Linked DNA regions of Homo sapiens: region 2 is linked to region 1. A link is a loop called in an ENCODE intact Hi-C map of the cell type or tissue named here. Cell type or tissue: HCT116. All regions are shown on one strand. Links, peaks and the distances in the headings refer to the core of each region. The heading gives the core; the rest is flanking DNA.

Region 1 (16,354 bases), core at 7,221-12,220:
CTACTCAAGCCTCAGTAATGGCAGATGCCCCTCCCCACACCAAGCTCGAGTGCCCCAGGTTGACTTCAGACTGCTGTGCTGGCAGCGAGAATTTCAAGCCAGTGGGTCTTAGCTTTCCAGGCTCCATGGAGGTGGGACCCGCTGAGCAAGACCACTTGGCTCCCTGGCTTCAGCCCCCTTTCCAGGGGAGTGAATGATTCTGTCTTGCTGGTGTTCCAGGCACCACTGGGGTATGGAAAAAAACTCCTGTAGCTCGCTTGGTGTCTGCCCAAACAACCACCCAGTTTTGTGGTTGAAACCCAGGGCCCTTGAGGTGTAGGCACCCTAGGGAATCTCCTGGTCTGTAGGTTGCAAAGACCTTGGGAAAAGCATAGTATCTGGGCTGGAGAGCACTGTCCCTCATGGCATGGCTCCTCATGGCCTCCTTTGGCTCCAGGAGGGAGGTCCCCGGCTCCTTGCACTTCCTGGGTCCTCACCCTGCTTCTGCTTGCCCTCAGAGGGCTGCACCCACTGTCTAACCATCCTGAATAGATGAACTGGGTACCTCAGTTGGAAATACAGAAATCACCTACCTTCTGCGTTGGTCTGGCTAGGAGCTACAGACCAGAGCTGTTCCTACTTGGCCATCTGGCCTGTCAGTAAGAATTCTTTAAGTGGTGTATTAGGCATAAAAATAAGATAGATTACTTTATTTATCTGTTTATTTATTTAGAGACAAGGTCTAACTCTGTCGCCCAGCTGGAGTGCAGTGGCGCAATCATAGCTCACTGTAACTCTCCTTCAGCCTTTCGAGTAGCTGGGAACATAAGCTCATGACACCATACCTGGGTAATTTTTTCTTTCTTTCTTTTTTTTTTCTGAGATGGAGTCTCACTCTGTCACCCAGGCTCGGCTCACTGCGATCTCGGCTCACTGCAAGCTCTGTCTCCCGGGTTCACACCATCCTCCTGCCTCAGCCTCCTGAGTAGCTGGGACTACAGGCGCCCACCACCACTCCCAGCTAATTTTTTTTATTAGTATTTTTAGTAGAGACGGGGTTTCACCATGTTAGCCAGGATGGTCTCGATCTCCTGACCTCGTGATCTGCTTGTGTCGGCCTCCCAAAGTAATATATTTTTTGTATAGACGAGGTCTAGTTATGTTGTTCAGGTTGGTCTTGAACACCTGGCCTCAAGCAGTCCTCCCCCTTGGCATCCCATAGTGCTGGGATTACTGGCAGGAGCCCCTGAGCCTGACTTATACCCCTTTTACTCTCACCTCTTGGTTCCTGGATTTGTGCATTCTCTACAGCAGAGATGACACCATATACTTGGCTGCCCAACCTATGAACAGAACTCCAACCTCTCAGGGTGTTATCTCTTGGCTTGCACCCTGGCTGAGGCTTCATCAGGACATTTCATCATTCTGTCAAACTGGTTGCTACTAGAGGGTGCAGGTGATGTGATCCATGAATTATATGTATTGAGCCCACTGTCTCACTTCCTTTGCTAAAAAATGGTTAGGAGATAGTTTTCACAGGAAACCTTGGCTATATATCAGTTGCACTATAAGTCCATGAATGATGGTGCTTGCAGAGGCACTGAAGGCAGGGAAGACATATATTGTATATGTCTATCTTTGTGAGTCCAAGAGCATCCCCTTATAATGGGAGGAATCCAGTGGAATCATTCTGCTACCACATACAGCCACCTGGTCCTCTTGCCCTGTTGGACAGTGATAGCTTTTTGGGGGCTCAGCATCAGCCTTGGCTTTTGAAGTTTGGGACTTCTTTAGTGCTGGAAAGCCAGATTCCCCCTGGTAGGAGAAGAGAATGCTGAACCTATATATATCCTCCCTCTGCACCACTCTGTGCTTTATATGTGGGTCCATTAAGCAAACATTTGGATGGTTGATGAAGGATACTGAGTGACAATCAGATTTTCTTGTTCACTTTATTACTGAAGCTATCCTCTGTGATGGCCTTTTATGAGATTTAGTGGAATAGAATTAGATTCACATTCTGTACTTATTAAAAGAGACTCTTCCATATATTCTTCACCTCCTCCTTTGTGTCCTTCTTGTCTGTCCTTATCTTTCTCCTCCTTTTAGTCCTCTTCCTGCTCCTCTTACTCATGCTTGCTCGTTTCCTTCTCCTTGTTCTCCCTGTTTTCCTTTTCCTCCTTCTCCACATGCTCCACCTTGTCCTCCTCCTAATCATCCTTCTCTTCATCCTCTTCCTCATCCTCCTTCTCATCCTCCTTATACTTGTCTTCCTCCTCCTCCTCCTCATGCTACTTCTCCCTTTCCTTGTGCTCCCTATTCCCCCAGGCCTCCTCATCCTCTACAACTTTCTCCTCCTTCCTTAAACTGTTCTGCAATAAGCCCATTTGTTTTCTCCATTTTAATTTCTAAGTACTTTTTTTGAAAAAAATTTTGTTTTTTGCCCTCCAATTTATGTTGGGATTCAACATAGTCTCCCTCTATTTTTTTAACTTTGGTGCATGATATTCTTTCTCCCCCATTCTGATAACACTACACATTGCTTTGACTTCCATCCCCATTAATAACTAAGTGAAAGGTGTTACAAGTCTTGCTGAAGATTACACGGTAATTCTTCTCACAGCCAAGCTTGAACTCAGTTTTAGATTCCAGACTTAGTGTCTTTTCACTAGGCTGAATTGCCTCATCATGGCTGAGGATAGAAATAGCCTCATATTTAGAGTAAAACTCAGACAAGAAAGCAAGCAAGTGAACAACAATAACAATAGAAAACAAAAATTTAAAAAGGAAAGAGAGAGATAGGCATATTCACTAATTTAACTACAGGAACTTGAATTTAGTGTTCTCTCTGCTCAGTGATTTAATTCTAGGTGAATTAAAAAAGAAGTTTCTGTGAAGGTTTGCTGACTTTGGTTTGTTCCAAAACTATTAAAAATGTATAACTCTTACCTGCTCAACAGTATCATTTGGGACCAAAGCATGAGGCATAATAAATAGAGTCAATAATATCTGTACTTAGAGGTATGAGAATCATTCCTGATATATTAATTTAATTTCTTCTGTAAAATTAAGGGTGTTTGTATACAGACTCTGTAGTGATATCAGGTAGTCAAGACTTGGTTTTGTAGTCTTCTTCTGAAGTCATCACAATAAGGAAATTTTAAACATGTAATTAGACAAATTAGATTGGAAGATGAAAACAACTGCTTTAATTCAAAATAATCTCATTAAGTATATCACGGCATTAAGTTTTACAAAGCCCAGGTCACTTCCTCTGTGGCTTTCCCTATGACCACCTTTGTTTCTCCTTCAGCTGTAATTGCTTCCCGCTCTGGGGCATTTTTTATGCAAACTACCCGATCCACCTGTGCTAAATTATGATTGTTTATTGTGTTGTGCGTTTAAGATACAGCTATAAAATAAAAAGCCCACATTTTAAGAAAAGATAGAATTTTTTATGCGGATAAGCTTTGTTTCTTAAAATAAAAAAGATTTGATACTTACTCAATGTTGCATCAAGCGTTCAGAAGAGTTTTCTGAGAGGTGGGGAAGTCTCCTTGCGAATTACCTTCAGATCCTATTACAGAGAAGAATTCCCATCCCCGATATGTGTGTAGTAGTAAAGCACTGTTGCCAAAAATGCCCATTCACTCTTTTTTTGTATCTCTGGGTAAGTTTACCAACCTTTTTGTGCTTTAATTTCCTCAACTATAAAATGATGGTAACAGTTGTACTTTCCTCATAGAATTGTTCCAAATGAATTCGGTATTTGAAGTGCTTAGAACAGTGCCTAGCACATTATAAATGCTATGTGCCTTTGCTGTTACTATTTCTACTACGACCACATTGGTGATGACAATGATGATGAATCCTATTACTAACAGTTTCCCATTCATTTCATATTAATTAAAAAAATATTTGCTCCAAATGCTTTTATCTGTGCCTACAAACAAACAAAAATCCAAAGGTGCAGATTTGCCACTAACGAAATAGTAAAGAGATGTATTGCAGGATCTAAGGCTGATTCTGAAAGTGTTGGTCCCCAAAGTGTTTGGAGTGGTGAAGTGATATTGGAGTAACTGTAAAACCTCTTAGATGGTTGCTCTGAAGTAAGCCCCTCTCTGTTGGATATATATTGCATGTTTTTTTTTTAATGTATCCATATATATTATGACTTGTTTCTCCAATGTAAATACACTTCTTGAAGACAGAAGCTGTGTTTTCCATTTCTGTGTATTTCCTATAGCATTCAACAGAGTGTTTTACAAATTTCAGAAGTTCAATAAATGTAATGATTAGCTGCTTAGGTAGAGGTGAGAGGAGGAGAATTAGGAATAAAATGTTCTCCAGTTAATTGCAAAGTGCTTTTGTACTTAAAAATGAATTTGCATTTTATCTTTTTCTACAACTTCTGGAAAGTGTTTTAGTTGGCATTTGTCATTTGATTTTGTACAATTTTGTAAATTTTCTGGAAATCTAAATTCCTACAAAGAGTCCATCACAGGATTTTCTATTTTTTAATTGTTTCTACATGAAAGGAAGTGTTAGTGTAAAGGCTAGCCTGTTCCATTTACACTTCATGCAATTTGTTAAGAAAATAATTAAGCTTTGGAGCTGGTAGAGACCATATTGTTACAGCCTAAACCCTCCACAGGGTACCTGGAACAGAATGGAAACTCAATAAGTTGTTGATAAATAAATGAATCATTTAGTACAATGTCTTCATTTCACAGTTGAAGGAACTCTGTGATAACTTGCTCCCTGTCACATGGTGGCATAGGAGGGGTTAGAACAAATGTTGCTGATGTCATTCATCATGCTCTAGTTGTGGATTTCACATTTAAATTGTAACATAAAAAAGACTTTAAGTTTAGTCTTTGAATAACTTCCTTCATTTTAAATCTTGTGTATAAATAAATTTCTTAGGTTAATATCTGCTACATTTTAGAAAGGCAGTAGGAAGAAGTTTATACAAGTCAAAAGAATTGTTTTAAAGGGAAAGTAAAGGAAAATATCTGTTAGTGGCTTATTCGAGGTGTGTCAGTTGATGAATTTCCTTTCTCTCAACCATAAGTTTTCTTTGCTCTGTTATATATTATTAGGGTTTCCTAGTTACTCTAAAAGACTTTCTGTTGGAACAATTTGTTTTTCTCAAGCACAACCCATCTCCAACTTGTCTGTATTTCTGAGACTTTCAAGAAATGTTGGTTATCATTTTAATTGATTTTCTGCTAGGATGGAAAAAAAGAGCCAAGTTCATGTACCTGTTTGAAGGGGCCCAAACTGTCAGAAATAGGGACGATTGCCTGGATGATAACGCTCTGCGATGCCCTCCACAATTTCATCGATGGCCTGGCGATTGGGGCTTCCTGCACCTTGTCTCTCCTTCAGGGACTCAGTACTTCCATAGCAATCCTATGTGAGGAGTTTCCCCACGAGTTAGGTAAGGAGCTCTGTTCATATTGTAAAAGTCTGCTTACTTCTTGATTTCAGTGGAATGAGACTTTTCAGGTGACATGCTCTTAAAATCCTTCTGATGCACTAAAATGAAGACCTTGTTGGACATTGATGATTATCTTTGATATCATCCAGAAATAAAAAAAAAACTATTCACTTGATATTTTCTTCTTCTTCTTCTAGGAGACTTTGTGATCCTACTCAATGCAGGGATGAGCACTCGACAAGCCTTGCTATTCAACTTCCTTTCTGCATGTTCCTGCTATGTTGGGCTAGCTTTTGGCATTTTGGTGGGCAACAATTTCGCTCCAAATATTATATTTGCACTTGCTGGAGGCATGTTCCTCTATATTTCTCTGGCAGATATGGTAAGAAGCTTAAAATTTGTATTTTCTTTTAATTTAAAATTTGGAAATGAGTATCTGGATTATAAGTTAACTAAGGGTGGCCTTCTGCTTTCCGCAGTGTGGAAGGCCTTTCTGTTGTAATTCAGAACAATCCCATTTCAACAGATCATTCTACTTGAGTAGTTTACACTAATAGTAATTTGAAACTGATCCTCACTGGTTCTTTAAAACATAATCGTATTGTTTGAAGGTGAAATGATTTGTTTTTGCTGAAATAGAGATATTTTCCTCTATCTCTATTCCCCTTGTGGTTGGTACATCTTGTCTTATGTTATAGTATGTCCCTATAGGACTTTTTCTCCTTTTTCTCCCTCTTTTGTGTCTATGCCACATTTGGAAGAGGAATAACTTATTAGAGTAAATAGCATTTTGTTATTTCAAAGTTCTAAACAGTGACAGCTTTTTGGGTTAAACTAAAACTGGTACACTAAAATTGGTAAAATTTTGACAATAGTTATTTGACATAGTATATATTTATATCTGTTCAATGTCTGTGTCTTTGTATCTGTGTGTATGTGTGTGTTTGTGCTCAAAAGAGCGTGCATGGCCGGGTGCGGTGGCTCATGCCTGTAATCCCAGCACTTTGGGAGGCCGAGGCGGGCGGATCACAAGGTCAAGAGATCTAGACCATCCTGGCCAACATGGTGAAACCCTGTCTCTACTGAAACTACAAAAATTAGCCGGGCGTGGTGGCGGGCGCCTGTAATCCCAGCTACTCGGGAGTCTGAGGCAGGAGAATTGCTTGAACCCGGGAGGCAGAGGTTGCTGTGAGCCGAGATTGTGCCACTGTACTCCAGCCTGACGACAGAACGAGACTCCATCTAAAAAAAAAAGAGTGTGCATGTGTGTGTGTAAGAGAGAGAATATCCTGTGCATTTTAAAATAAATCATGGAAATCTTTCTATAAAATGATAATATGGTAGTGTATGAAAATCAAGGACTATTTCTTTTGCATTTGGAACTGGATGTATTACATACATAATTTAATAATTTGAGTTTTTTATTTGCATTCTTACCTCCAAATTATATTTGTCTAGCTCTGTTCGTTGTTCTCTGCAGACCCTCAGAAGAGCAAGGATTTCATCTCTTAGAACCAATGCTACATTTATAACTTTTGTCACAAAATTAATGTCTCATGCTATCTTATAGTCATTTTACTTTCTGATATAAGAATGGAATCTTACTAGAGTTGTTCAGTTTAAAGAAATAATACTAAGAAATAATACTCATCCTGGAGTGAGCAAAATAGGCACAGTTCAAGGGGCTTTTCCATTCATGGGGCTTTTCCTCTAGAAAGAGGGGATCCTTAAATTAAACAACAAAAAATCACACAGATGACTAAATAATTACAAATAATAAAAAATGCTATGAAATAAGAGAGAAAGTAGAATATATGATGAGAGATGATAATAAAGGAATCTAGAATAAACTAGGATTAGCTAGCAAAAGTGTTTTAGCAAGATATAAGGTAAAACGTGAAGGATTTAGTCCACTGAAAAATTAGAGAAATACAAGTTCTGGTACAGGTGATGGTAGATGTGAAGATTTTGCTGGGTAAACTTGAGGTCATGAAAGAATGGGTTGGGTGAAGCATAGAGAGCAGGTAATGGAAAAGGAGAAAGAGAACATAAAATGAGGTAAATTCCATCCCACTGATTGATTCAGTTGGAGAAAAATACTACTTCAGTACTTTTACTCTTGTTGATGCCTGAAAGAACTAGATATTCCTATTAAGCTATCAGTACTAAAACCTTTAAACATCCAAAGTAAATGATCATACCACCCCTCCCAGCATTCTATTACAGGAGCACCTTGTTTTATTGCACATTGCTTTGATGCACTTTGTAAATGCTAGGTTTTTTGCACATTGAAAGTTTTTGGCAACCCTGCCTCAAGCAAATCTGTCAGTGCCATTTTTTGAATAGCATGGGCTTATTTCCTGTCTCTGTCACATTTTGTTAATTTTTAAACGATTTCAAACCTTTTCATTATTATTATAATATCTGTTATAGTGATTTGTGATCAGTGATCTATGATGTTACTATTATGTTTTGGGACGCCATGAACCACATTCGTATAAAATGGTGAACTTAATTGACAAATGTTGTGTGTGTTTTCTCCCTGCACCCCTGATCAGCCATCCTTCCATCTCCCTCTCCTTGGGCCTCCCTATTCCTTGACACCCAACAATGTTGAAATTACACCAATTAATAATCCTACAGTGGCCTCTAAGTGTTCAAGTGAAAGGAAGAGCTGCACATCTATCATATTAAATCAAAGGCCTGAAATGATTAGGCTTAGTGAGGAGGGCATGTTGAAACCCAAGGCAGGCCAAAAGCTAGACTTTGTTTGCCAGATAGCCCAGTTGTGACTGCAAAGAAAGGATTGATGAAGGAAATTAAAAGGGCTACTCCAATGAACACACAAATAATAAGAAAGCAAAACAGCCTTATTGCTGACATGAATAAAATTTACGTGGTATGGATAGAAAGATCAAACCAGCTACAACATTCCGTTAAGCAACAGCCTATTTCAGAGCAAGGAATAACTCTCTTCAATTCTATGATGGCTTACAGAAGTAAAGAAGCTGCAGAAGAAAAACTGGACATTAGCAGAGGTGTATTCATTAGGTTTAAGGAAAGAAGCCATCTGTATGACATAAAAGTGTCAGGTGAAGCAGCAAGTGCTGATGGGAAGCTGCAGAAAGTTATCCAGAAGATCTAACTAAGATCACTGATGAAGGTGACTACACTAAACTAATAGATTTTAAGTGTAGCTGAAACAGCCTTCTGTTAGAAGAACATGCCATCCAGGACTTTCCATACTAGAGAGAAGTCAATGCCTGGTTTCAAATCTTCAAAGGATAGGCTGACTGTCTTACTAGGGACTAATGCAGCTGGTAACTTTAAGTTGAGGTCAGTGATCATTTACCATTCCCCAAATCCTAGGGCCCTTAGGAATTATGTTGAATCCACTCTGTGCTCTAGAAATAGAACAACACAGCCTGGATGATAACACATCTGTTTACAGCATGGTTTAGTGAGTATTTTAAACCCACTGTTAGGACCCACTGCTCAGAAAAATAAAAGAAATTCCTTTCAAACATTACTGCTCATTGACAGTGCATCAAATCACCTAAGAGCTCTTATGGAGATGTACAAGGAGATGAAAGTTTTTGTGCTTGCTAACACAACATACATTCCGCAGTCCATGGATCAGTCCATGGAGTAGTTTTGACTTACAAATCATATCATTTAAGAATAATTTGTAAGTCTCTAGTTGCTGTAGATAGTGATTCCTCTGATGCATCTGGGCAAAGTAAGTTGAAAACTTTCTAGAAAGGACTTATCCTTCTAGATGATATGAAGAACATTTGTGATTTATGGAAGGAGTCAAAATATCCACATTAATTGAAATTGGAAAGAAGCTGATTTCAACCCTCATGGATGACTTTGAGGTGTTCAAGACTTCAGGGAAGGAAGTAACTGCAGAGGTAGTGGAAATGGCAAGATAACTAGAATGAGAAGTGGAGACTGAAGATGGGACTGAATTGCTGCAATCTCGTGATTAAACTAGAATGAATGAGGGGTTGCTTCTTACGGAGGAACAAACAGTGATTTCTTGAGACAGAATCTATTCCTGGTGAACATTGCTGAAATGACAACAAAGGATTTAGAATATTCTATAAACATAGTTCATAAAGCAGGGACAGAGTTTGAGAGGATTGCCTCCACTTTGGAAATAATTTCTACTGTGGGTAAAATGCTGTCAAACAGCATTGCACACTACAGAGAAATCTTTCATGAAAGAAATAAATTGATGTTGCAAATGTCATTGTTGTCTTATTTTAAGAAATTTCCACAGCCACTCCCATCTTTAGCAACCACTACTCTAATCAGTCAGCAGCCATCAAGATGGAATCAAGACTCCACCAGCAAAAAGATTACAACTCACCCAAAGCTCGAATGATTGGTAGCATTTTTTAGCAATAAAGTATTTTTTTAAATTATGGTATATACATTGCCTTTTTAGATATTATGCTATTGCACACTTAATAGTCTACAGTATAATGCAAATATATCTATTATATGCACTGGGAAACCTGGGAATTCATGTAACTTGCTTTATTGAGATGTTTGCTTTATCACACTGGTCTGGAACCAAACCCACACTGTCTCCAAGGTATGCCTCTAAGTGACTGTTTTGTGGTTTGCCACAAGATGGCAACAGTTATCTAACAATATATCTGTCTTCTAGTTTCCAGAGATGAATGATATGCTGAGAGAAAAGGTAACTGGAAGAAAAACCGATTTCACCTTCTTCATGATTCAGAATGCTGGAATGTTAACTGGATTCACAGCCATTCTACTCATTACCTTGTATGCAGGAGAAATCGAATTGGAGTAATAGAAAATGGAAGATGGTGTTGTTAATAAAGGCATTTAATAGATAAAAACATCTCCAAAAAGGATTTTGAAGCTGATCCTATTTAGTTAAAAAGATAATTTTGCTTTCAACTGTAGGTCCAGAAAACTAATTATTGGCATCAGTCTGTGAAATAGTCCATTATTTGTTGTTAAAAATGCTTCAAAAGGTTTTCAGTGTCAGTCTGAGATGCCTGGTATATAGGAGCCTTTGGGAAATACCTATTTTTCAGTATTCCATGCATATTAGATATCACCATGAAGCAAGAGACATGCATTCTATAATCATGTAGACACTCAGACTCAGGGGAAAATACAAGTTATATCCTGAAAGCCTTTAAAACTCTATGGTAGGATCAAAGATTCAAATGGTTTCAGAGAGGTTTTATTTCAATTAATTTGTTCTAGTGCTTTCAAGAGCAAGTACATCAAAATGTAGAAGGTAAAATGTATGCAACACTAATATAAATTATTCCAAGTCTTTAAGGAGCCAAAGAAAAAAAAGATTTCTCACAGCTTTTTGTTCTGTTTTGTATTTCAATTAGGAACTTGCAGTATTATTTTGAAAACCATTCTAAAATAATAGGAGTTAGGAAATAAATAAAGTTTTGCTAGCCCTGCTAAGTTCAGGCTTAGAGGCTTATCGCTAAGTATAAACTTCACCAGATTCCACGAAAAGCTGGATAGCTTTTTTTCTGACTTATGTTGTGGTTGCACCCCTCACAAATGGCAGAACAGTATGTAAAGCTGGTAACACCTCGGTTTCAGTGCACCATGTGTTTGCTTTGTGAAGGTGAAGAATATGTTGGTTTAGAGAAAGAAATTGGATGTAATTTTATGCAATTTACTTTTAAAGACAAACATAACTATTTAGCAGAGAATATTTTAATAAATGCAAAACAACAGCTGGACTGCTGTACATCAAGGACAGATTAACTGGAAAACATATGTTCCTTATGTGTGATCGAGAGCCATTCAGAAAAGACTTCCTTTGTGTTCAGCCTATACTTTTCCATATGGTATACCTTGAAAAAAATTAGCACACCATGGTTATTTTTCTACCTTTTATAAAAGACAGAGCCTGTTTACTCATTTAGAAGATAGAGAAAATTGGTCTAAAATTGAACATCCTAGATTCACACTCCCAAGTCACTTAAGGTGATTTGATGGTGAGGAAAATGATTGACAAAGCCCAACAATGATCTCAGGAATTACATTTTCCAACAGACCAAAAAATGTTTTCATGTAGCAGCAATGCAGATTTGGTGAATATTTAATATATATTTTAGTATGTATTTCACTTTATGACTGACAATTAAAAAATATTGTTTGGCCAAATAGTAAACACCCTTTTGAAACCATGTATTGTGTCATTTGTTATTTAATATTTGTCCTGTTGAGTGACTACCATGTATCTGGTATTATGGGGGAGAGATATAAATAGGAAATCAGTGATGTGCTCAAACTGTAAATCTAACCCCGCCATGGCTTATTTCTATACCAGTTGCTTAGCATGGCCAACCCAAGAGTCGACGATTTTAATAGTCTCTGAATAGTATTATGATGATCTCTCGTTACTTAGTAGGGCCCTACCTAGTAGACTGTTTCGCTTTACCACATCTAAAAGGGTTTCTTTAATGAGGTGCTTAAATTTTTAAAAAGTGAACTAGTTGAGAAGAGCCAAAACAGCACCACGAGTTTACCAGACAATTAACATAGGCATATCAACAGCTGATTACTGATGGCCTGTGCCAGGGGAAAACTTCCAGTCTGTCCTCCATGCTCTGGTTGGCATCATCTTCCTTTAGGTCTCACTTTGGAGACCAGACTTCTGTGCTCATTTAAGGTCCATTACGGTACAAGAGGTTAACCCTATAATAAATAAAGATTCTCCAACACTGATGTTACTACAGCTTCTTTCTCACTGATACTTTGCCTTCCATACAACTGTGGGTGGCAATGTCTGTGTTGGATTGCTTTTCCTTAGCTTCCTTTCTGTGCCAGGTATGCACAAGGCATTCTCTCATGGCCATTTCTCTTCCACATTGGGAATTTCCAGCTTCTGGATGGTCCCAGAATCAGTGAGTTTACTAGTAAGATTTCAGGCAAGCTAAGGCAGCTGGATAAACTGAAGACTCTAAATACCTGTTTCATTAATTCTAAGACATGCATTTCCCCAAATGGTATGCTGTAATCACTGACAGCTGGGTAGCATTGTGGAGGTAGTTATACTTGCCTGAAAATGAAAATCATCTGTTGCAATCTGGTAAGGCTAAGAAAATGCCAGTAGCACTGTGTTTAGGATTTGATGGTGTATAGTAACAGGATTATCTATGTTAGGTTTACTTTCCTTCTTATAAAACAAGTGTGGAAGGAGCAGTGCAGGGTTGGCATGGCAGTCCCATGGTGGCTGGGAACCCAGACTCCTTTAATCCATTAGCTCTGCCATCTTTAACTTGTGACTCCCACCTTCAAGATTGCTTCATGCTCTAAGATGGTTGCTACAGATTCAGCCTTAAGGTCTAAATTCTACATAGAAGGAGGAATGGGTAGAAAGGCAAAAAGTTCAAACTCAGCTCTTCCTCCCTCTTTAAAGAGCCTTTTCAGAAGTAATAGCCAATAATCTCCACTTGTATTCAATGACCAGAATTAGTCACATGGCCATACCAATCTTCAGGAGAAGCTGAGAAACATTGCTTTTAGCTGGATACATTACCAGCAATAAAATCAGAATTCTCTTACTGAAAAGAAGCCCAGACTGGATATCGGCTGTCTCAGGTACAGACAGGCTTGTATCAGTTTAATTCGTAAGCTTATTACTCCAGATGGTTCTTATGCAGCCAGTTTAGGGAACTGCTTTTTGTAGGGATTCTCATGACTTGTTTCAGATCAATCCCTTGTCACTTTAACTATTTTAATTATACTGGCCCATCTGAGCAGTCTTTCCTAATAACCAGTATTTTTCTTTACACACTTGAACTACTTGTCATTATAGTTTCTCTGCCTTAGCCTCCTGTGAGTACTATTTATTTACCTTGAAGAAATCCTATGTTTTTCACAGGATGATCTATATTCTAAGGAAACGGAAACAAAACTCTTTTCTATGGACTTTGATCTTTCTGTTTAAAGCTCTTCTGATTACTGGAGCCACATCCAGAATTATGAAACTAAGTACTATTAACACATACTGGCAAAAGTAAATTTAAAAAACCACTTATTTCTCCCCCTGCCCCATATGGGTTATTACAGCCAGTCAGTGCAAGAAAAGTTGGATCTGACATCCAAATGTGGTAAAGCAGAAACAGTCTGCTAGGTAGGGCCCTACTAAGTAACCAGAGATCATCATAATACTATTCAGGGACTATTAAAATCGTTGACTTTCGGGTTGGCCATGCTAAGCAACTGGTATAGAAATAAGCCATGGCGGGGCTAGATTTACAGTTTGAGCACATCACTGATTTCCTATTTATATCTCTCCCCCATAATACCAGTTTGTTATCTGATTCTTGTAGATAATCAAATGGGCTACTGATGACATCAAATCTCAACTTCATTTACTTTGGATATATACGGTAAGAATAACAAGGAACAATTTTAATGGGTGGGCTTGCATGTTTTAAAGTTTATACAATGGCTTAATTCCTTCTGCAGTGACTGTGCATGTTATTCCCACAACAGTATAGACCAACTGGTAGTAAAACCCCAGTGAGGCAACACGTGGATAATTTATTGCCAAGCTTATGGTCACCAACAGGATGTTTGCTTAGGGGTCATAGGAAAGAAAAATAAAGATGAAAAGTTATGAGTACAGGGGGAAATCTCCTTGGAAGAATTCAAATGGGAAATTCTTCCCTCTCTCAAAAAGCTGAGGAAGTTTATAAAACTTGTTTCAGTCTGTATTTTGTGGCAAGCTCCATTAGCAGACCTCACAGACACTGCGGGTGGTGTCTGTAGAGAGGCTCAGAGGAGGTCTGGCAAGTGCTTTTGCAGGTGAAGTGAGGAGAGTTGTTGCTACCCCAGCTTGACCTTCAGTCGTAGAGTTTGTTGGGATAAAAGGTAGACGAATATTCCCATGGTCTAGTGTGAGCCGAGTGGTGTGTAAGTTCTGGTTTGGAACAATTTAAAATCTTGTGTAAGAGGGGTACTATCTTGAAAATAGAAGAAGGTCAGTACTGAGTGAACTTCTGGAAAACCAAGGACTAAGTCATGTGGGGCAATTGGAGAACTAGAATACATCACTTGGCAGGAACCCCTCTGAAGAATCCCAAAAGTGTCTATAAAAGAAAGGTTAGTCTTAAGCATCTGTCAGACAGACAGCATTAAGCAACATTTTGACAGTATCTGTCAAGTATGAACTTTTTTATCCCCTTTTCTTTCCTTCATCTGAGCACTTAACCCTGGAAGGGCCAAAAGCCAATTAGTGAACAGTGGGGAGTAAGGAAATAAAAGAGAAGGATTCCTTCCCAGAAGTCTTACCTTTGAATACAAATTGAATTACTGATTGATGCATTGGATTGGACATTTTCAATAACTGACTTGAGACTATGTTTGTGTCTTGAAGTAATTGTAGGATTTTATATTCCCTCCAAAGTCCTGTGTGAGAACAGCCATTGTGCCACCCCAAGTTTCATCCAGGGGTAGGAGAAGGGCTAGCCAGTCCTTCACTCCCAAGCAGACAGTGAGGAATAAAATTAAAAGTTGTTTTTAGTTACCCCTGTGAGAACTGCATGTTAATATACTGATTATATCTGCCCTTTAAAAATTAGTACTTACACACACCTGTAGTCCCAGCTACTCGGGAGGCTGAGGCAGGAGAATGGTGTTAATCAGGGAGGCGGAGCTTGCAGTGAGCCGAGATCGCGCCACTGCACTCCAGCCTGGGTGACAAAGCAAGACTCCGTCTCAAAAAAAAAAACAAAAAACAAAAAACACTTACTTACAACAAACCTGTGTAATGGGTTCTATTTTTAATGCTAGGCCAGGCTGCAGCTGAGAAGTTGCAAAGGAACCCCATGCTCAGGGATGCAGCCAGGGAAGAGCATGACAAAAGCCCTCCCACCCACACTGCTGACCTCTTGCAGCAGCTGCAAACAGCAGGAGAGCCCTTTCCTGTTGCAGTATCCCTCCAGCGCCCTCTACTGAGACAGCTCAATATCATGCTCACTGTAAAGGATGGGTGCTAAAGGAATTCTGTTCATTATGACAGAGCATGTATTTAGAGTGAATTTGGAGTTCAGTGTTAGTAAGTTGGTAAGTGGCACAGGGAGACATTACTCCGTGACTAAATGACATCACTCTGTGGTGATGGGACTTCGTGCATTTGCAATGTTGGGGACATAGACTTTTCAACTGTACAGGATGGGGATCCACTCTCCACCCTTCTGTATCCTGCTTTTTGCCTCCAGAGACTGACCCACATGGACCTCAGTGGGTATAGCCAAATGGAGAACTTCGACAAGAGACTGGAGGAAGTGAAGAGAGGAAGGATAGAGTATCAATTTCCTTGACTATCCTCCTACTGGGTATCCTTGGGCTGCCTGTTTTGCCCAAGAAGGCCTTCTCTACAGAAAAGCTTCTTACAATATCTGTGGCTAAGGCCCAGCTTGTTTTCCTTATTTCCAATTTATCAATAGCTGGCACTTCTGTAAATAGATAGAATTCAAAGAAATTACTAGAAAAATGAAATACAATTAAAAATAAATAAATAAATTAGCTGGGGGTGGTGGCGGACACCTGTAATCCCAGTTATTCAGGAGGCTGAGGCAGGAGAATTGAACCCGGGAGGCAGAGGTTGCAGTGAGCCGAGATAATGCCACTGCACTCTAGCATGGGTAACAGAGCAAGACTCCATCTTGGAAAAAAAAAAAAAGACATAGAAAATCCAACCCCATTTTTATTATTAGATAAACCTCATTTTTTATTAGACACAATTATTCTTTGGGATTACTGTTGAAGTTTATAAATGCTTATTCTCAATTTCCGTACCTAGTTCATCTAAAAAACTGTTGCTGGGCCAGCACCTGCCTGTAGATTCCCCTCCTTTGGTTTTGGTGCCCACTATCTCTCTGTCCCTTTGGCCTAGGGGTA
Region 2 (16,354 bases), core at 5,119-10,118, 1.1 Mb after region 1:
GCTCACTGCATCCTCCACCTCCTGGGTTCAAGCAATTCTCCTGCCTCCACCTCCCGAGTAGCTGGGATTATAGGTGCCATCATGCCTGGCTAATTTTTCTATTTTTGTAGAGATGGTGTTTCACCACGTTGGCCAGGCTGCTCTTGAACTCCTGACCTCAGGTGATCTGCCCGCCTCAGCCTCCCAAAGTGCTGGGATTACAGGCATAAGCCACCACTCCGGGCCTTTTTATTTTTTATTTTATTTTTCGTGTTTTAGTTTTGTTATTTCTTATGGTCAGATACATATTTTGTGTAAGTATGCTTCTCTTAGGCCATAAAAATTAAATATTGTCAAAAAATTTTGTATGGGCTGGACGCGGTGGCTAACTCTTATAATCCCAGCACTTTGGGAGGCCGAGGTGGGTGGATTACTTGAGATCAGGAGTTTGAGACCAGCCTGGCCAACATAGTAAAATTCCATCTCTACTAAAAATACAAAAATTAGCTGGGTGTGCTGGTGGGCACCTATAATCCCAGCTACTTCGATGGCTGAGGCAGGAGAATCTCTTGAACCCAGGAGGTAGAGGGTGCAGTGAGCTGAGACTGTGCCACTGCACTCCAGCCTGGGTGACAGAGTGAGACTCCATCTCAAAAAAAGAAAAAAAAATTGTATAGTATACAGCTTCTAATACCAGAGACTTTGGATCTACTCTTTATGGAGTTTGCTTAATTTACAGGTTTTCATTTTTGAAGAAGCTAAAAATATTTTCCTCTTAAATATTATTCTGATTTAGACATAGAATAGTGTTCTTTTTGATATAAAGGGGGCATCTAAAAGTATTTCATATATATTAGTGATTGCTAATTTCTTTTAAAATTATTGGTCTTCAAATGAATATTTGAATTTGACTGTTAAGAAAGAGATAAGCTCTTTTGAGTATCAGACTACACCTTTCTTTATCAAAATATCTTGAATGATTCCCATTCTAGAGAGATTGACATTATTTACATTTTATTTTTGTCTGGCAATGCTATTTTTTCTTATTTGTAATTCAGAAGTATTAACTATGTTTAGGGTCAGGTAGAGGAGGAATTGGCTCGAGGAACATTAACCCAATATTGGACCAGTGGTGAGTAAGTCAAGCCAGAGACTTACTCTGTAAGTTACTGACCGATAACTTCTTTTGTGGAATTCAGAAATAAGCGTAGTAGATATGTAAACTCTCAAAAGAAGTGATCAATATTTTATAATTAAAAAGCCACTACCATATTTTCCTCTAGTCCTTCCCTCCTACTTTTTATTAATAAAAATGTTTCAGTCTCAGATGTTTAGAGAAGAGTTGTACTAACATTTGCCATGGTTTGCCCCCATTTAAGAAAAACTGAGGAATTAATGTCCTAGTTATTGGAAATCTAGATATTCCTTCATTCTTTTAGCATTTTTTAAAGTTAAAATGAACAAAGACTTTCTCTTCAAGTGTTCATAAGACAATGAAAGGTTTGGGTTCATTTAGGATTTTTTTCCCCTAAAAATTCATTATGTTTTATTTTGGAGAAGTCAGAAGGACCAGGAAGCCGCCTAGTCCCCTGACTCCCTGCATCTGTCCGTCTGGAGAGGGAGTAAAGGAGTGTGGACTTGCCCTCACAAAGCGGATTTAGCGTGTGGATTTAGATAGGTGAGCAAACCATCTTCATAGGAGTAGAGATGAAGTTTATCCAGACAAGGGGGCCATGAGGCCAGTTCTGTTTTTTTTTTTCTTTCAGCTAACATGGCTGACTAGACTGGTAGCTGTTTCAGATTTTTAATTTGAAGACTATTTCTGTGTTGCAGACATTTTGTAAAGAAAAGTATTTTTCCTCTTTGACATTTTTTTCCCAAAAAATGTAGTTGAACTTATCTTTGTATTCTTGCAAACACACAAATGGAACGTTGAAAAACTGTGGCCCCAAATCAGTGAGGCAACACATTTTGGTGATCCAATTTAATGAAATGTTTATTATACATTTACCTGGTACAGGTGGTATATATCACATACATGTGAATAAGACCTGGTCTTTGCCCTCCAAGGGCTCAGAATATAACAGGAAAAAATGGAAACAGATATCTAACCAAGCATAAGTACATTAAATTGTTGACTAAATTAAAGGATATAACCTAGGTGTATTCAAGCAAATTAGGAAGTATCCAAGTGGATATAGCTAATTTAAAACCAAAATGTGTTCCTATCTTCTAAATGAGTATTTCCTTGACAGTGCTCCTTGATTATTACATTTCATCTTTGAGTAAAAGAAACTATTAAATAGCTGGGGTCCTACCTGTTGTGAATATGCATTGAGAACTTATTGAAAGTTATGGCTATGGATGATAAAACATATGAGACATAGAATATCCAAGGTCTAGGTAAGGGAGTCAGACACATAAAGAGATAATTACTATAAGTTTTTTAAGAACTGTAATGGAGGTACCTAAAAACTGGTGTGAGAACTCAGCAAAAGGAATGCAGAGAGCCAAGAAAGTATTGACAGATTACATGATATTGAATTGTATCATGTATGATAAGTACAATTGTACTATGTGAAAAAGATGGGGAAGGATGATGTGAGCAGAGATAACAGCACATGGAAGCCACTGGTATTTTTTGTAAAGTGGCTAGTTATGTTCTTTGAGGTTTGCTGTGAGAAGGCAGGGTTTCAGAAGGGTATGAGAGGTGGGGTGGAGATGGGAGGATGAGACTGAGGCTGGAAGGTTAGGGTTAAATATTAATCTCTATAACCAGCACTTACTCTGATACCATTCTATAGGGAATGGGGGTTGAAGGGATCTTTGAGCAGGAGAGTTACATAATCATGTTTGTGGCTGGAATAGTGTCCTGGATGAGATGAGTAGGAAGAGGTGGGGAGGAATTCTTAAGAGTGGGGTGATTAGGAAACTTTCATACTTGTTCAAGGAAGCCATGGCAGGGTAGGGGGATTTAATCCTATTTTTATTACAAGACCTTTTATAAAATGAGTGTTCAAGTTGATTTTAAAACATCTGATTAGTTTGTATTTAAAACGTTAATATCTCTTAAAGTCTTCTTGAAAACAGTAAGATGATTTGTGCAGGGATCCAATTTACATTTCTCCCTGAAGTTCTCATATTTTCCTGTTTTCCTTTCACTTAGCAGAGAACATTCCACTCATTTGTAATGCAAAAGCAGACCGGGAGCTTAGGTTTTTTGAATAGAATGATTTAGAACTCATGTTCTGCTCTCTGGGCAGAGGGGATAGGCCAGCATCAGCTGGGCAAACTGCTAATCTCTCTGGTTTGCCTGTTTCCTGCAGTGGGGGATTTGTCCCTGGGTCAGCAGAGGATTCCCTCAGTGCCGGGGCCTGCCATTTAGCATGTCAGGCAGTTGCCAGGAGAACCCTCTGGCTTTGTTCCTGGATGTGAGAGTGGACTGGTGGCCAAGTTTAAGGTCATGGCAGTCCTTCCCTTACAGCAGCTGACGTCAATTAGGAGAATTCCCCTTGCCTGCACTCTGAGGAGAGTTAAGCAGGGATAGGAATCTGGTGTCTTCTGGGACCTAAAAGATCAGTGTTTATTCTCCTCATAGTGTCATTTGTCACTATGAAGCAATGTGGCCTTAGTTTATATGGAGATAAAATATTTTGTCTGGGGCATTTTGCCCACTTGTGATTTTAGTGGCCAAATCTTTAGGGCCTGTCCTGCAGCCAGAGACCTATTTTGGTACCCAGCCCACTGCTGGCAAGTCAGCACATTTCAGTCCCAGCCTGTGGCAGCCACACATCATTTTGATGTCCATATACTCCTTAATTTCAGCCCTTGGTTAAAAAAGTGATTATATTATAAAAGGTGACTGCATGAGAGCCAAAGTCCTTTGATCTGTTCACCTCTGGTCTTGCAAGGTTGTTCTTGGAAACGCTTTTTACAAATGTGAAAAGGGAGACAGGTGGAGTCAGTGTTTCCAAACTTGACCATAGATCAGAATCACCTGTAGGGCTTCACAAAATACAGATTGCTGAGTTCTGCCTCCAGAGTTTCTGATTTAGTAGGTCTGGAGTAGGGCCTGAGAATTTGAGTATCTGAGTTCCCAGATAATGATGATGCTCTGGATCTGGGACCACACTGTGGGATTCATTGGTTTAAGAACCTAAACTGAAGTCTCATAGCGGGTAAGCTGAAGACCTTGCCTTAAACAGGCATTTATCTACATATCCTATGCTTAGCTATTATACTACACTATTCTACTTCTGCATTGTAGGGTTAAAGTCTTGGGCTTTTGTTCCCGTGACTACAATGTTTTCCTGCTCATTACTGAAGAAAACATACAAAGAATACTGATGCGAAGGGTCCTCAAGAAGTAGAAGAAATAAATTATTTTGACTGTTGATTATAATTTATTATATTTTAAATAAAAAGTGTGTTTCTATAATACAAGCAGGCAGGATGAAACAGAATGCTTGGCATATTTGGGACATAGAGTTTATGTGTGTAGTTTTTCCCAGAAAAAAACATTCGTAGTTCTTTTCTTTACAAGCTCTTGGGGAGTTTACTATAGAAAGTTGCTACTGGAACAGTGTATCAAACAAAAAATGTAAGCCAGGGGCTCAAAATCAGGTATCAGTGAGCTGAGTGGTAATGAATACAGTATTCTATTAAGAATAGCTGAACCATAGTAATTCAGTATTTGTGTGTACGAATCAGTAATACTCTATTAACATCAATAAACATGTAGCGCTATCTATGGGAAACATTTGACAGTCATTACAATTACGTCATGGTTACATGAATAACTGTTTTACTTTAAGACACAGTATACATATCCCTTTTAACATCCCTTTTATGTTCTCATGAATTGGTACTTTTCACAAATAATGACATATTTAAGCACCTTTGGTAAAGCAATGCCTGTTGTTTTCACAGGAAGGTAAACATCCCCAGAATTATTATTCTTAAAATTTGAAAACAATCACTGGCAGTAATAATGCTCTAATTCTTTTGGAGAAGGCTAAAATATATTAAAATCAATACTATCGTGGCTTTAAGAGAAGTGGTGTTTCAGGTAATACTGAAATGCCTCCAGATAAGGAAGGAATATTTTCTTAGGTACTTTAAGGAAAAAACTGTAGATGTTTTCCTTGGTCTACCCAGGTAATACTCATATTTTCAATCTCATCTATGCTATATTCATTTTTATACTCATGTTTCCAATCTTATCCATATTCCATCTTCTCACTGAAGTGTTCCTAATAATTTCAGACTTCATTGATTTTATTCTCTTTCTGAGTCAGTAACATGTATGGACTATAATGAACAGTCTGAAATACCAGTCACTGACTGGTTCCGATCCATGACAAAATTTTCACTGATCCAGAGTGAAAATTTCATTTTCATTTTAGCGAACATGCTTTCTTTTTGTGTATGACACTATGGTGACAGTAGATCATAATTTTTTATAGTTTTTTGGGGGATAAACTGAGTTGTTTTTGTTTTAAAGCTAACACTTGTTAGGTTCTTTTGGTTTTGTTTTTTTTTTTTTTTTTGCCGTTCACTATCATAAACACTGTACTTTTTAACTCTTAGTGTTCACATAACCCTGTGAAAAAAGTACTGTTATCAGTTCCATTCTACAAATGAGGAAACTAAAGCTCAGTGAAATTGTCTATCTTACTATGGTTACCCAGCTACGAAGTGCCAGAATTGGGATTAAATCCCAAGCAGTTCAACTATGTCTATTTCTGTTTTATTTGGGGGTGGAGGTTAATGTTACAGGTTTATGAAGTCATTAAATCTGGAAGTAACCATATGTAACATGACATTAACTGTATTGTCCTGAATAATATTTTTGTTTCATACTGTTATCCTACTAAATGTTGAACATCTGAGGACATAAACATGCATTATGGTTTTGTGGATATTATTCTATTTAAAAATAATTTTAGTATAACTGCACGGCTGATTTGTACATAGTAAATTATGATAATAATATAATGGAAATATACGAAAACCTCTAGAGTATGTGTTTATATATGTGTGTGTTTCTTTGTGTTAGTGTAACCATTTACATAGCAGTTATCTTTTTAGTCTGTTCTGTTTTCCTGAGTTTGTTGATTTTATTGATTTCTGTCTTCTTAGTGGAGCGTTTTGGACACAGACACATGAGATAGTTGACGAACACCCAAGTCTGTTTGGAAGTTGTTTCTTACAGAAGAATCTGTGGTTTAGTGGATTTATAAAATAAAAAGAATATAAATTTTTCATGCAGCTAGTTTACTATTTTGTAAAGTTACTGTCTTGGTATATAAAGTGTAATATTATTAAAAATATAAACTAAATGCTTTTAGGTCCACACCTTGCTAATGGAAAATATATTACCTGAGAGAAGGCCTTCAGGCAGTTCAGTCCTGGCTTTGTGTTTGACCTGGAGGTCAGATAGCTATTCTTCTCCTGTATTTTGTCTGCCTTGCCAGCAGCATCACTGAGCATTGCCTTATGAAGTAACATGAAAGTCTGTGGAATGGTTTGATACCTAAGTCAGTCTGTTGAGGAGGTAGGGAAAAGCCTTCAAAAGAGCCCAATGTTCTTTTCCTCATATTAAACCCTAAAAGGTCTATGTAGCAAACTATATACATATATGTAAATCCATATCTAAAAGAGATAACAAAGTCTTAAGAAGTTACATTTTTAGATCGCGTTCATCATATGAAAATAATATTTATAGCAAAATGTATTTTGAAAAAGTAGGATTATACTGATTATACAATGACAGAAAAAAAATCTTATCCATGAGATAATCAAGTGTTTTTCAGAAATTTTTATGAAACAACATTGTATTTTAATATGAAGAGTAGTAGGAAGAAAAATTTTAGATAGAAATAAGGGAAGCCTCAAATGATTAACCAAGTTTTCTTTTGCCTTGTGCCTCTATTTTTAATGACTTATTTATCTTCATATAAATAGATGTCAAGATCACCATTTTATTTCACTGCTTTTCTTTTCAGATTCATATATTTTTGTCATATTCAAGATAGTATTATTGTTAGTTTTCTCTGGATTTTATGATTTGTGTCAGATATTTTAATACGAAAAGATATACTTGGAATTCATGAACCTGATTCCCAGAAATGCAGTTATTAACTCTCACGATCTCTGAATGTGCTATCTAATTTAAGATGCCATCTGGTGGTATGCATTTGATACACCTAGTTCTTTTAATTGCTCTCAGAATCATACATCCTATATTGCTTATGAAGAATATTTTTGAAATGACATGCAGACATTTGTTTTCATTTCAAACAAAGGATCGTTTGTGTTTCCCTTTCCGTTTTCTCGAAGTAATATGCATGTTTGCTTTGGTCTTTGTTAATAAGCATAATCTGATTCTTTCTTACAAAGCATTATAATCAGGCTGCAAGTTTCAGAACTCAGCTTTGCTCACAGACATTTGTAGAAATTCATTATCCTCTTTAAAATTCTAGTTACATATTTTTCATTTAATTTTAAAAGGTAAAGTTTGAGTGGATATTTGGATACCATTTGGCGAATAAGAGATTCTCAGATAATCAAGCATGAAACACATTATTCATTTGAAATTCTCTTTCTTATGTTTTAAACATTAAAGGCCAACTCCTTCAAAGGTGGACCTTAGCTTAATCTCAACCACTGCTTTGCCTTCTTCATGAGATAAGCTGGTAATATTTATTAAATATATATCAAAGGTAGGTGAAAGCTAGACATTAAATTGCCTGTATTATTGATATAAAATATCCATTCCACTTGAGACTCTGAATTGAGGAAATGTTAAAAATACATGAGAAGATTTTAGCTCCTTAGAAAATAATTTGTGGCTGGTTAGCTTAGTTTATTAAGGACGTGGTGGCAATGAGCCATCTTACAGACTTTTTTCCTCCTCTGTAGCCTGTTTAGAATTCTCAGTTTATTTTCAAACTTCTGGTTCAGTCAGTTTATCTTAAAAAAAAAATGACAGAAATAAGAAGAGGTGATAATAGGAAGTGTGATTTAATCTCTGCTGTGCAGGTCACCTGAGGTGTATCACCTAATGACAGTGCAGCAGTAACTTTATTTTCTCCCTATCCAGCATGGTGTCCACATTAAAATTGTGAATCTCTAAATTAGCATTTTGTGTCTGCCACTTTCTACCTTTGTACCACTCAGCAGGATATTCACCTCTTTAAATCTCAGCTTTCTATCTATTCAGTGGTGTTAGTGTCATGCCTGTCACTCAGAAAGAGTGAAACGCTGCAACCACAGCACAGATATGCCCAATGAGTAGTAAATTTTTGTTGTTATTGCTGTATCTGTTACTATTGTGACCGGTATTGTTGTTATGTATCTGTTACATCAACTGTTGATTCTAGTGTATGGTTTTTGGTGATTAGAAGTATAGACACCTTATAAAAACTCCATTAATTTGGATAATATAGCTTGCAGTTCCCCTTTTGTGGATGTAAGTAAAGACTGAGAGGGCTGTGCTGTGACAGAGTGTGCAGATAGTTCCTCCTAACCACAGCTGTCCCCTACTTACCTTTTCTAAATTCCAAATGAGTTTTAATTCGAAAGAAAATAAATTTTGTTTTCATGAACATATTTTGCGCTATCAGTATATCAATTAGAAAGAAGAAAATGAAAAATAAAAAATGGGAAATATGAGCTATTATATATTAGAAAACTAGAAGTAAATAGCCAAATATATGCAAGGGTGGGCTTTGCTAAAGAGTCCCATGTCAAAGTAATAATTTCTTTATATTTGATGATTGAGAATCATTTGGATGTAAATACATTTTCATTTCATGTTTGGGTAATTGACTTTTTAACAGTTCATGGAACTACCAACAAAGTGTACATTATTTGGATTTTACATTTCCCAAATAATATGCAACTTTAGATTGCTTTCTGACATTTAAATCAGAAAAATGTTGCAGGGATTTTCAGTGAGTTTTTCTCCCTCTCATTGGCAACCCTAAACTATTTGGGGGTATTTCGTTCTATACCTCTTTGTCAAAGCTTTCTAGGGTTTCTAGAAAGCTCAGGCTGTCTTTATAACAATTTCTTAGTATGTTTCAACATGCTAATAAGAAAACACTAGGCAAATATCATTTCAGTTGGGGAAATGAAGAAATTGTAAGTTAAAGGATCATGCGTCAAAACAATATAATATTGATTGGCCTCAAATACGCCTTTATTCTTTTGTACACTATAAAGAAACTTAAACCATTTTTAGATAGGAGCTAATATTTCAGCTTCTGTTTTAAGCAATGAATGAACTCAGCAGTAACTCTGGGAGATAGGTGTTCTTTGGATATCCATGTAATAGATGAGAAGATTGAGACATAGAAAGGCTTACAGAGCTTGCCCAGGGTCATAGACTTAGGCTGTCCACAGCCTGGAGTTCTTGGTTCTAAGGCCATGACCCTTCCATTAAAATATTACTCAAGGCCAGGCAGTCTGGTTCCAGAGCCCAGTGTCTTATGAGGCAGGGAAGGTGGCCATAAACCATTGATTAAAATACTCTTGAATAGGAATTTCTCCTAATATTCTCCACTAATGCTTTGAAACAGGTTTCTAATTGACACCCATGTTTATAAGCATCAAATTATTCCCTCAACATCATGCAACCTGTAAAGAAGGCATGCTACAGGTAGTGAAGTTAGTGAGGTGAAGTAAAAATTAGAATGTTTGAAGAGCTAGTTAATATTTTTAAAGTGAATACATAGTTTTTATTTTCTTTTGTCTTCCCCCACATGACCATGTTTCAAAAGTTTAGCTTTAGAAGTTGCTTTCAAGTACTGTGTTAGAGATATTGGAATCATTTTAAAACAATCTTGAAATCCTTCTAATGCCCCTCAATGAAATTCAGATAATTTACATAAGACCTCAGTTCCTGTTGGTCCTCCAGTGAAGGATGAACCCCAGAATTATTTTCTTCTTCTTCCTTCCACCTCTTTCTTCAAAATTCTCATCAAATAGTATTTATTGTATAACACATAAAAATAACAAAATATTATTACCTCGCAAATCTTGTCTGAAATTTTACTTTTTTTTTTTCCTAGTTAGAAGAATTTTGGCATGCAAGTGCTGAATTATTTTATATATTTGGGCTATCTAAGGAGACAATTTAAACAACTGACTTTAGCATAGGACCAAGTAAAATTTCATGATGGCATTTGACTACCATTTAAAAAGACATTTTGGACCTCCCTTTTGGCTTAACTAAGGCATATAGCTTGCAATTTTTTGCCTCCTGCTCCTTCTTGCATTTCTGTGGGACTGCCGCAGCTCCCCCAGTGACTGATTCCTGCTTGATGCGGCAGTGTGCAGCCATAAGCCCTTGCCTCACCCTGGAATAAAGCACCTAGTTTAGCCCTTCCCTTCTAACTCCAAGTGCTAAAGAATGGTAATTAGCATTCTTTGGACCTTTACTACATGCCTAACAATATACTAAAGGTTTTATATGCTCTGTTGAGCAATCTTGTGAGGTGTAGGTACTGTTGCTATTCCCAAAGTTAGAGAAGGAAATCTGTCTAGTAGATACATAGTGTGAGCTACATGTATAATTTTAAATTTTCTAAGAGACACTTACAAATTTTAAAAGAAACAGGTGAAATTATTTTTAATAATGTATTTCATAACTTCAGCTTTCCAAAATATTTTCATTTCAACATGTAATCAATATAAAATTGTTAATAACATATTTTGCCCTCTTTTTTTTACTAAGTCTTTTACTTCTGATGTTTATTTTATACTTAAGACACATTTCAGTCTGACTATATTTCATGTGCTCAATTGCCACTTGTGGCTAGTAGCTACCATATTAGCACAGTTATAGATAAAGAAGCTGAAGCTTGGCAATAAGAGCCTTAGTAAATGCAGCCGCAGGAATCAAGTGCAGGGAACTGATTCTGGGCCTCAAGCTCTCAATCAGCACAGTATACCATCTCAGGACCTGGATAGTTTCTTCCTTCAACTTACAAGCATCACCTTGTTAGATTCTTCTGTGGCTTTAACTGCCTGTATCACAACTAACGAGCATAGTCAGGTTCCATTCTCTACCTATTTCTTTCTCTTTCAGTTGATCCTGTGGTGTTAGCTCTGTGTCTTTGATCCATTTCCCTGTTGAGTCAAAGGACATAAAATTACAGACCAGTGGAAGTCTATGGGAGTCACTTCTCTTTTTTCTGACCTAGCTACTTTTGTCTTCCCATAATTGTGAGCTTGGGCCTGTAGAATGTATGCACTATTTGCTACTTACAGTTAGAAAGCCTCTGTAACTAGCCATTCCTCATAGTAGTGATTCTCAAAGCAGTGTGGCACAAGGTTCATAGGGTAAGTGTATCATAATTTATGATGAATCAGGTAGGGTTGAGCGATGAGTTATTGAAGCAAGAATGTGGAAAAGCAAAGCAGTGCAATAGCCTTGATAGAGAAAGTCAACAGCTTCCAGTCTGTCTTTCACACAACATCAAATAAAAAAACTTGGATCAAGAAAAGGGATGAGATGCATTGTTCATAATGGTGACACAGTGCCCATTTTATAGCATGTAACTTTGAGAATCAAAATTTTTTTCTAAAATTGCTTTCATATATTTTTAATCACAAATATTTTTGATTTTGAGATATCAAATAGAGTTAAACAGGGCAAAGGATTTTGATAGTTTTCATTAGAGGACATTGTAACACACTATTCTGTAGGATTGAGTTGATCATACACTATTTTATCTCAACCTTCATTCGTCTAGTTTCTATTCTTTCTAAGTGGTACACATGGCCACTCAGCTGAAGACTAAATTTCTTAGTTTCCTCTATCACTATATATGGCTGAGTCACTAAGTTTTTGTCAGTGCGGTATGAGGAAAAGTAGCATGTGTTACTTTCAGATCATGCAACTAAAAATTTTAATGTCTTCCTTGCTTCCCTTTCCCCTTCTTGCCAATACTCTTAGGATGGCAGGAGCTGAAGATGCCATTCTAACCATGGGACAGAGGTCATATGTCAGGTATGGCAGAGCAACAAGACAGAAGGGCCACTGGGTCCCAACATTGTGTACAAGCCATGTTACCTCAAATTGCTTATATCTAAAGAAATAAGCTTTTATCACATTTAAGCTATTGTTATAGCTGGGTCTTTTTAATAAATTTTTTCACCTGCATTCTAATACTGTATTAGTTTGTTTTCATGCTGCTAATAAAGACATACCAGAGACTGGGCAATTTACAAAAGAAAGAGGTTTAATGGACTTACAGTTCCACATGGATGGGAAGGCCTCACAATCGTGGTGGAAAGCAAGGAGGAGCAAGTCACATTTTACATGGATGGCAGCAGGCAAAGAGAGAGCTTGTGCAGGAAATCTCCCATTTTTAAAACCATCAGATCTCGTGAGACTTAACTCATTATCATGAGACCAGCATGAGAAAGCCCTACTGCCATGATTCAATTATCTCCCACCTGGTCCCTCCCACAACACGTCGGAATTCACTATGAGATTTGGATGGGCATACAGCTAAACCATGTCAAACACAAAATCTAGATTTGTTAATGCCTTTCCTGCAGATTGTTACCTATGTATCCTACCATAGCTACCATCAGTCCCTGCCGCAAACCCTGTTCTTTTCCAGAGAGAAGCCAATATATTGTTCTTTTAATGAACCTTGATTGTCTTTGTTTCTCTAACTTGAGATACATCCGAGTAATTTGATCTATCTGAGGTATGCCTTCTGTTTTGTTGTTGTGGTTTTGTTTTGTTTTTCCCCACCATCGTGAACTCTGTACAATGCTCAAGAGCAGGCTCAGGTCCTACGTCTTCTGGAAAGATTTTCTTGACTCCTCAGATAGCAAGGTCTTTCTCTTCCCCTAGTTCCCAGTGCATTTTAATACTTAAGCCTGTTTTATTTAATGTTTATTAGGTAGTATCTTCTCTCTCCCAGCTATCCTGAAAATTCCTTGAGGGAAATAACTGTATCTAAAACTTCTTGAAAGCAATCTTAACATCTGTCCCAATGCCTGTCTGTATTAGGTACTTAATGATTGTTTCATTCAATTTGATTTTGTTTAATACCAATAAAATGTTAATTGAATCTCAGTCTATCACCTTAAAAGTTGATAGGTCTTAGAGATACTTTTATGCAATTATTTTTTTAAAGAAAAATTAAGGCTGCTTTCCAATTTTTCCTGGTTTTATTGTCCTAGAAATAGAGAAAAGCACAGTATAGCCCAGTATGACAACTTAAGAGTAAATAATCACATATGAAATTGTTCAAAATCTTACCTTTTTATTCCATACAAATCACTTTACAATCAAATTATTGTCAACTCTTATTTTGATTTCGATAGGCTTCCTAGTGCTCATGGTTATAATTTATAACATCCCTAATTGTGCTGTTTAGCCTGTCTCACCCTATATGTAAGTCTCCTCATAATTTCTTATCTAAAGATGTGACAACTCATTTGTGTGCCTCTCATGGCAAATTCATATTGCTAAACATTCATATAATCATAGAATTGTAAGATACTTTATTTTGTATAATCCTTTCATTGTAATGTGTTTCTTTTTTATGTCAAATGTGATTTTTGAGTGGTCTGGCTGCAAAGTATAGTGGGCTTTTCTGTGTATTTTTATCAAATCCTGCTTTTAGATTCCAGATTATACTTATTTGAGGAAAGTTAAAAATTGACAAAACTATTCGCATAACAGAGGAACCTCCACTTTATTTTTACTAAAATAAATTTTAAAACACTTTTGTTTTCCCTTTATATTCTAAGTTATGTAAATTTCATTTCTTTGAAATATATTATTTTATTTGAGCTTTGTTATGTTACCTTTGTAGACCTTGTTTTAAAAAGGATCCTCAGGTTTTTAGAGTATTGAGTATTTGATATCTTTTCTGATGTTAAATTCCTTCTACTTAGTAGCCATCAACATATTTATAAATGCCCATAATATACCCAGTAAAAGTCTGTGAAAGTCGAGATACTTAGTATGTTATTTTTTTAATTTTAATATGGTGATCATAAACTTGTGATGGTCTACCAATTTGAAAAAATTCTCATGAAAAGCTAGTAAAGGGGAAAAAAGTACTTACCAATATTATTTTAACATTCTTAAATATTTTTAAAAAATTATCAAAGCAACACTTATTCTATTTTATTTTATTTTATTATTTTTAGAGACAGGGTCTTGCTTTGTCACTCACCTGGAATGTAGTGGTGCAATCATAGCTCACGGTAACCCTGAACTCCTGGGCTAAAGCGACCCTCCCATATCAACTTCCTAAGTAGCTGGGACTATTATGTAGTAATATAGTGTGCTAATGAGGTGCACACCACCATGCCCTGCTAAATTTTATTTTTTTGTAGAGACTCACTATGTTGCCTAGGATGGTCTTGAACTCCTGGCCACAAGTGTTCCTCCCTCCTTGGCCCCCCAAAGTGCTGGGATTACAGGTGTGAGCCACTGCGCCTGGCCAAAGCAGTATTTATTACCCTAACATCATCATGACCCGTAAACCTAATTTACCATTAGTTTAGGTTATGGGTAGCTCTCAAATTCCCAGTATGAGAATATTGTTGGTGAATTCTCTATTACCAGGGTTACTGTAGTAAGATATAATGCTAATTATTGATTCAAAATAAGAAATTTCAGTAATTATCAGGGAAGGTCAACTTCCAGAATAAATTTAAGGCATACAATTATAAATAATAGGAAATACAACTTAACTGTCAGATGTCCACAGGCAGTAGGTTAAATGTGGATTCACATGCAGGCCTTTTAAAAATGGCCTGCAAGGAGAGTGGTTTTATTTTCACAGTCTGTCCTTTTTTGTCTCAGTTATGATTTTTGCTAGCTCCCTAGTGACCCATAGCTATGTTTTAGCTTTTTACCAATTCTTAGATCATGAGTAGAACCCACTTGTTAATTATGGGTGCCAAATTGGATGATACTACAATTTATCCTTCAAACTGGTACACTTTTGAAAGTAAACAGGGAAGCTGTTACTAATTATACTACCACAGCACATTTAATCCAGGACTGTTCCAGATAAACAGGGATATTAGGTTTTCCTAGTACTATGCCTCGAAGGTCCCCAGTTTCCACCTCTGCTCATCTCTGCTAGATGTGACCACATGTTCTTAATGTTGGCCAACTTGCACATATAACTTTGGGTGCATTAATCATGGTCCTATCATTTTTGGGTGACTACAGAATGATGTACTACAAGTGCAGATTATAACTATCTGCACTAACAGTATGGAGGTGACTTCATATAAATAATATTTTACATGTAGGTTTTGAGTATGTTTGTATTTGAATGTAGACCTGAGTGATTCTTCAGAAATTAATACAGTAAAACATTAGAAATTTAGGACAGTGATGGTGGAGTGGGTCAGTTAGATGTGAAAAATTGTAAGAAAACATTTCTTCTAGACATGGAAGAATAGGCATTAAGATTGACAAATTATCTTGATTCAAATATTTTAAAATATTTTTAGAATTTGTATTTATTAAGTATTTACCCTGAAATAAGTACTGCACGAAGCATATTCATTCAGTATTGTCCAGTTGCTCTTAGCATGAAGTCACTGGTGTCACCTTGATGGCAGTGATGAGACAAATTACTTGTTTCACCTCTTTAAACATCAGATAGATTGCTGGGGACAAAGAGACAGCATGGCTTCCAACCATTACACAAGTCCCCCTTCTGCAGCCAGGATCATGTCTAGGATGATGCAGTTATGGAAGACAGCATGCTGAGTTTCTATTAATTTGATGAATCACCAAATTGAGACCAGTGGTGGTGGTGTCCAGGGACAAAGTGAATTGCTTCAGCAGTGGGTAGATAACCCACTGTTTTTCAGTTAACTTTTTCAGCAAGGTAATAATTTCCTTGGGATGGTATCCAAAGGGTGGCAAACCTCTCCCTAAAAGTAGTGTAGATGAAATCTAGGCTCAGTTCTGTAGCTATTTTCTTTAACTAGCACTCTAGGAACCACTCTAGGAACCAATATTACACTTACATGAGGACTTGTGATGACCTGGACACCTCTTTTGTTTTCTACGATGAGAGTGAGATGAAATGGAGGGGGAGTGGGTGATCGTTCGAGAGATAGTTCAAGAAAGAGAAGAAAATTGTGGGGAGTCAAATATGATGAAGGGATTTGTAAGATTGGTGATAACAAGAAACAGTTGATTTGACCAATAGACTTAGGTTCCACAGACAAAATAAGAATCATTGAGAGTTAGCCAGGGGTCATAGAAATAATTATCTGCTGACTAAGAGTGACCAGGGAATGCTAGTTTTGAAGATGAGGAAAGGATTTGTCAGAGGTGGTTTATGTGTGGTTGGATTGAATCTGA

Evidence for each region. Hi-C counts contacts between places; a loop is a spot of excess contacts. Peaks named below come from ENCODE experiments on the same cell type or tissue, not always from the same donor. Only the 100,000 strongest peaks of a DNase experiment are listed, where the experiment ranks them.
Region 2: it touches region 1 in a loop (5-fold over the local background); 5 of 110 quality-filtered maps call a loop at or near these places.

The regions. Positions count from the first base shown.
Region 1 is chr4:102,256,940-102,273,293 of GRCh38, reverse strand. It overlaps SLC39A8 (solute carrier family 39 member 8), which reads left to right. Exons shown (of 9, transcript NM_001135146.2): 7 at 5,215-5,422; 8 at 5,620-5,804; 9 at 10,101-11,628. The coding sequence ends at 10,250. Among named protein-coding and RNA genes, the nearest start is that of SLC39A8, 80 kb to the left of the region's middle. RefSeq lists an enhancer at 4,665-5,864. In HCT116, for the core only: a CTCF peak has its summit at 10,056 (motif pointing right); a DNase peak (open chromatin) is centred at 10,093.
Region 2 is chr4:101,178,862-101,195,215 of GRCh38, reverse strand. All of the region lies in intron 2 of PPP3CA (protein phosphatase 3 catalytic subunit alpha), which reads left to right. Among named protein-coding and RNA genes, the nearest start is that of MIR8066, 54 kb to the left of the region's middle. RefSeq lists a silencer at 3,130-3,424. In HCT116, for the core only: a CTCF peak has its summit at 7,171 (motif pointing left); no DNase peak of the experiment used is centred there; H3K27ac peaks cover 881 bases.